Regions from separate parts of the Homo sapiens genome. Here region 1 is linked to region 2. Evidence: chromatin loops called from intact Hi-C (ENCODE). Cell type or tissue: K562. All regions are shown on one strand. Each heading gives the region's core, and the rest is flanking DNA. Links, peaks and the distances in the headings are about the cores only. Region 1 has its middle 1.7 kb from the start of TNFSF15. Region 2 has its middle 53 kb from the start of TNFSF8.

The links. Hi-C counts contacts between places; a loop is a spot of excess contacts. Peaks named below come from ENCODE experiments on the same cell type or tissue, not always from the same donor. Only the 100,000 strongest peaks of a DNase experiment are listed, where the experiment ranks them.
Region 1: a loop joins it to region 2, with 4 times the contacts of the local background. A loop is called at or near these places in 4 of 110 quality-filtered maps.

What each region holds. Positions count from the first base shown.
Region 1 is chr9:114,806,266-114,809,190 of GRCh38, reverse strand. No RefSeq gene overlaps it. Among named protein-coding and RNA genes, the nearest start is that of TNFSF15, 1.7 kb to the right of the region's middle. In K562, for the core only: no CTCF peak of the experiment used is centred there; no DNase peak of the experiment used is centred there.
Region 2 is chr9:114,876,111-114,879,035 of GRCh38, reverse strand. No RefSeq gene overlaps it. Among named protein-coding and RNA genes, the nearest start is that of TNFSF8, 53 kb to the left of the region's middle. In K562, for the core only: no CTCF peak of the experiment used is centred there; no DNase peak of the experiment used is centred there.

The sequences.
Region 1 (2,925 bases), core at 204-2,703, 70 kb after region 2:
TGACCTGGCCACCTTGCTGCTCTGTAAATACACCATGTACACTGGCTTCAATGCCAGGCTCTCTTCCTCCAGACACCTCCACGTCCTCCCCCACCCTCTTCAAGTCTTCATTCATATGTCTCCTCTCAATGAGGTCTATTCTGACAACTCTATTTTCAATTGCAATTAAGATCATTTATCTCTTTTTTTTTTCTAAATCACTTAAGGCCATCTAATGTACTATAAATTAACTTATTTGTTTTAATTACTGGCCGTCTCCCCCCACCAGAATATAAGCTTCATGAAAGCAGGAGGTTTTGTCTGTTCTTTTCACTGTTTTATCCCCAGTACCTAGAACACTATCTTGCACATACTCAAGTGCGATAACTCATCATTTATCTGTTAAGTGATTTACTTTTTGCCTTTGAATCCACTGAGATTCAAGAAGGAAAAAAGAAGTACCTCCTGGCAGCCAAAATAGATCTCTGTATTATCAAAGAAGTTATACAGATGGCAAATAAGTATGTGAAAAGATGTTCAACATGATTAGCCATTAGGGGAATGCAAATTAAAACCACAGTGAGATACGACCACACACTTATCAGAACGGCAAAAGCAAAATATAGTAAAGGCACCAAATGCTGGAGAGAGGATACAGAGAGGATGCTGGACCTTTCACACATTACTTGTGGGAAGTAAAATGATACAACCACTCTGGTTGTAGGTAACTGCCATACAGTTACCTACAGAATTAATTGTAGATAACTGCTATATTTAGGCAACTGCTTAAATTTTATAGGTAACTGCCATGGTAAAAACATACCATGGTAAAAAACATGGTATGTTTTTACCATGGCAGTTAATTTTACCATGGGAAATTAAACATTTGTTTACCATACAGCCAACAATTTCACTTTGGGCATTTATACCAGAAAAAGTGAAAACATGTTCACACAAAATAATCTGTACACAAATATTCACAACAGCATTATTCATAATAACTCAAAACTGGAAATAACCCAAATGTCCTTCAGTGGGCGAATGATTAAACAAACTGTTGTATATCCGTACCATAGAATGCTACTCAGTCATCAAAAGAAAGGTTAAGTTACAATAGCAAAGATTTAGGTTAATCTCAAAGATGTTTCTTAATAGATTTGTTCAATCCAGAATGAGTAACCATGGGACATCAAAATCATCCTTTGCTAGAATTCTTTGAAAATACGTTAGATGCTTATTTTAGTAGATGGTAATGAGTCTATTGAATAACAGTTAGGAGCAATAGTCATGGGGAAGGGTTATGACTTAGTACCTGCTCTCCCAGACCTGATGGTCTAATTGGGGAGACAGAAGGAATGGTCAAACATAGTCTAGTAGGAGGTATTCAATGATAGGGAAGAAAGGGAAGCTATAGGAACATAGAATATGATCATCTTACCCAATCTTGGAGGCAGGCGGATACAAAAATGGTTTCTACACACAATTAAGGAACAGGAGCATAGAAAAGAAAGGTTAAGTTACAATAGCAGAGATTTAGGTTAGTCTCAAAGACATTTTTTAATAGATTTGTTAAACCAAGAATGAGTAGCCATGGGACATGAAAATCATCCTTTGCTAGAATGAGCATAGGAGCATAGTGATATGAAGGAAGAGGACTGGACACTTCCATTTTGCAACAGTACAGCTAGTCAATAGTGTATCCAGGGAACTGCAGCTTGGGAAAGTAGTAAAAGTTGAGGCTGGACACTGGGGACGGGTGACAGTGAGCAGGGACCAAGCCATGAAAGGCCTTTCCAAGTAGCCTGAAGAGTCCAGGCTGTGACATAACCAGAAGTAGCAACTGGATGGAGGCGCTAGTAAAACTGGTTTCTGCCGTACATCACAGGCCATTCCTTAAACTTTCCTATTATTTCTAGAACCCATCTTTTCCCAGGGTCCTTTACTTTCCTCTGAGATCAACCCTCCCTGAGCTCTAAGGCCGAGTTCCAACACCACCTCTTTCTCCAGGAAGCCCCCTCAACCCCCTCACTGCAGGGTCTTACCCACTCCTGGGTAAAGACAGTGCAGGTATTTATGAACATGCATGATCCAGCAGTACCTATGGTGAAGTGTGATGGTGAAGAAGCCAGCAGCCAGCCTGCCTGAGTCCCAATCCTGGCTCTACCACTTGCCGTCTGTGCTTTATTTTCTTATGTGTAAAATGAGAATGATAGCTTTATTGTCACAAAATTTATCTCAGGATTGAATAATTTTATTGATGTATTTAACTTAGAGCAGTGATTGGCACAAAGTAAGCACTTAATAAATATAATCTTTTATTACATGTTGTGGCCCCCACACCCAACTGCAGGCAAAGCACATCACATGATCAATTAACTTTAGACTAATCAGGGAGTAGTGGTTAATGTTCTACCCTCACAGACAGTCACCTCGATCTGTGGCCTCATACTCTGATTAAACAATGGTCAATGCAGACTGGAAATACTTTCCTTTCATGGGCAGTCATGTGCTAGAGGTTACAACTCCAAGCCGTGATTTAGAACTAGGTCATCTTCCTAGCTCCTCTGTCTTCATCCTTGGATGACCTAGGACAAGTGCCTTCACCTTTTAGAACTTTGCTATTCCCATCTGTACACTGAGAATGAATTTCTATGAGGTTCAAAATGACAGAGGGCTAGGCAGCACTTTGCAAAGAGCTGATGCAAATGTGATTTCCGTTTCCCAATCTGCAAACCACACACCTCTCATCCCTCACTTTCACTTCCAGAAGCACACTCCCCAGACTGGCACAGCTGGTAAGCCTCCAGTGCAGGGAACAGGTATATTTTAATTTGCCCCACCCACTGACTTGATGAATTCTTTCTCTCCTCCTTCAGGGACTTTCCTAACTTCCTTCTGTAAACGAAGGAAGGAGCACATGAGCATACTGTATATAAATATGCTTGG
Region 2 (2,925 bases), core at 245-2,744:
ATGGGAACTACAATTCAAGATGAGATTTGGCAAGGGACACATAGCCTAACCATATCAACTGCCAAACTTACATCTCCAGTCCAGATAACTCCTCTGAGCTCCAATCTTCCTAATTCAACTATTTAACACTTTCTGGCAGGGTACAGTGGCTTGTGCCTGTAATCCCAGCACTTTGGGAGGCTGAGGTGGGAGGACCACTTGAGGTGAGGAGTTCGAGACCAGCCTAGCCAACATAGTGAAACCCTGTCTCTACCAAAAATACAAAGCCAACATAGTGAAACCCTGTCTCTACCAAAAATACAAAAATTAACCAGGTATGTTGGTGTGCACCTGTAGTCCCAGTTACTCAGGAGGAAAAGTCATGAGGATTGCTTGAACCCAGCGGGCAGAGGTTGCAGTGAGCCAAGTTTGCAGCGCTGCACTCCAGCCTGGGCAACAGAGCAAGACTCTGTCAAAAAAAAACTATTTAACATTTTTTTCTGATATTGCCAATTTTAAATGCCCAAAACTCATTATTTTAACATCTTCCCCCACTTACCTCGGTTCTTCTGGGTTTCTGCAGTAACTTTTATCACCATCGATTCAGTTGATCAAACCAGAAATCTCCCTTTCACTAATATCCAGCATCTAGGCAACCAGTAAGTGGCTTGTACTACCTAATATGCTGTCTCATTTTTCCTCTCTTGAATCATCTCTACTGCTAACACTGTAATCCACACCATCATTCTCACCTGTATTGCTGGAATAGGCTCCCACCTGTTCTTATCTCTTTCTTGCTGCCTCCTCCCTCACCCCTGGTGTATTTTTGACACACCAAGAAGAATCATCTTAAAATAAAAAATTGGATTATGTTGGTTTATTGGTTGGTCTTGCTTTCTCTTCCTCTCTCTCTCTCCTCCTCTCTTCTCTATTCTCTCTTACATACTCTAGGACCCACAACTCTCTCACTATATCTGGAATCCCCAGAACCTAGCTCAACATTGACACTTAAGAGGAGGACTTTAAATATTAGTTAAATGAATCATTGAAGTGGACAAATTAGGGTATCCTACGATCATTTAAAATCCAGAAACAAAGGGCTAAGAAATCAGTAAGAGAGCCAGAAACCAATGCACATGAGTAAAGAAAGCTAAAATAACAGCCAAGGAGGAGTAGACAATATGAAAAATAGAGAAAATTATTAGAATTGAAAAGTGTTTGACTTAGTATCTGAGCCTTAAAGAGAAATTGTTGCTGGTAGCTGAGACAGTTGCAGTACTCATGTAGTGTTCTGGAAAGGCCTTGAAGCTTCCAGTGACCCCATATGATCTAGTCTTTTGAGGTATATTTGTTTGATATTCTATTCCTCCTTATTGCTATGTTTATCTTTACAGCAGGCTGAAGGATATTCTGAGTTCCTTGGTATATCAGTTGTCTACCCAAACAACACTCTAATGTTGATTATCTCCTGAGTTGACTGGGAGGGTCTCTATTCTTACAACTGGAAAAATGACAGATTAGGAGTCTGTATGATCCCTCCCAGGGCTGGTATTCTGTCTTGTTCATCATAGCTCTGTTTCTGGTGCTGGCACACACTAGGAACCTGAAAAATGTGTGTTGAAATGAATTCAACAGATCAGAGCTCTCTAATGAATTGAAATTTTTTTGGACTTTTTATGGCTTTCCCCTTTCTTTTAGCAGAAAAAGAGAATCAATTCTAGTGAAGTCCATTTCACGGCTAATGAAGCTTTAGCTGCCATGTGTCCAAGTGTGAAGACAGTATTAGAATATGATATGGTTTGGCGGTGTCCCCACCCAAATCTGATCTTGAATTGTAGTTCCCATCATCCCCATGTGTCATGGGAGAGACCAGATAGAGATAATTGAATCATGGGGGCAGTTTTCCTCACCCTGTTCTCATGATAATTGCTTCTCAAAAGATCTGATGGTCTTATAGGGGGCTTCCCCCTTCTGTGGGCACTCACTTTTCTCTCCTGCTGCCATGTGAAGAAGGACTTGTTTGCTTCCCCTTCCACCATGATTGTAAGTTTCCTGAGGTCTCCCTAGCCTTGTAGAACTGTAAGTCAATTAAACCTCTTTCCTTTATAAATTACCCAGTCTGGGGCAGCTCTTTATAGCAGCATGAGGAATGAACTAATACAGTAAATTGGTACTGGGTAATGGGGCACTGCTGTAAAGATACCCAAAAATGCAGAAGCGACTTTGGAACTGGGTACCAGGTAGAGGGTGGAACAGTTTGGAGGGCTCAGAAGAAGACAGGAAAATGTGAGAAAGTTTGGAATTTCCTAGAGACTTGGAGGGCTCAGAAGACAGGAAGATGTGGCAAAGTTTGGGACTCCTAGAGACTTGTTGAGTGGCTTTGACCAAAATGCTGATAATGATATAGACAATGAAGTCCAGGCTGAGGTGGTCTCATAGAGAGATAAGGAACTTGTTGGGAACTGGAGTAAATGTCACTCTTGCTATACAAAGAGGATGCTGGCATTTTGCCTCTGCCCTAAAAATCTGTGAAACTTTGATCTTGAGATAAATGACTTCAGGTATCTGGCAGAAGAAAGTTTTAAGCAGCAAAGCATTCAAGAGGAAGCCGAGCATAAAAGTTTGGAAAATTTGCAGCCTGACAATGCAATAGAAAACTAAACCCCATTTTCTGGGGATAAATTCAAGCCTGCAACAGAAATTTGCATAAGTAACAAGGAGCCGAATGTTAATCCCCAAGACAATGGGGAAAATGTCTCCTGGCCATGTCAGAGGCCTTCACGGCAACCCCTACCATTCACAGACCCAGAGGTTTAGGAGGAAAAAATGGTTCTGTGGGCCAGGCCCAGGGCCCCACTCCTGTGTGCAGCCTAGGGACGTGATGCCCTGTGTCCTAGACGCTGCAGCCATAGTCAAAAGGAGCCACAGTACAGCTCAGACCATGGC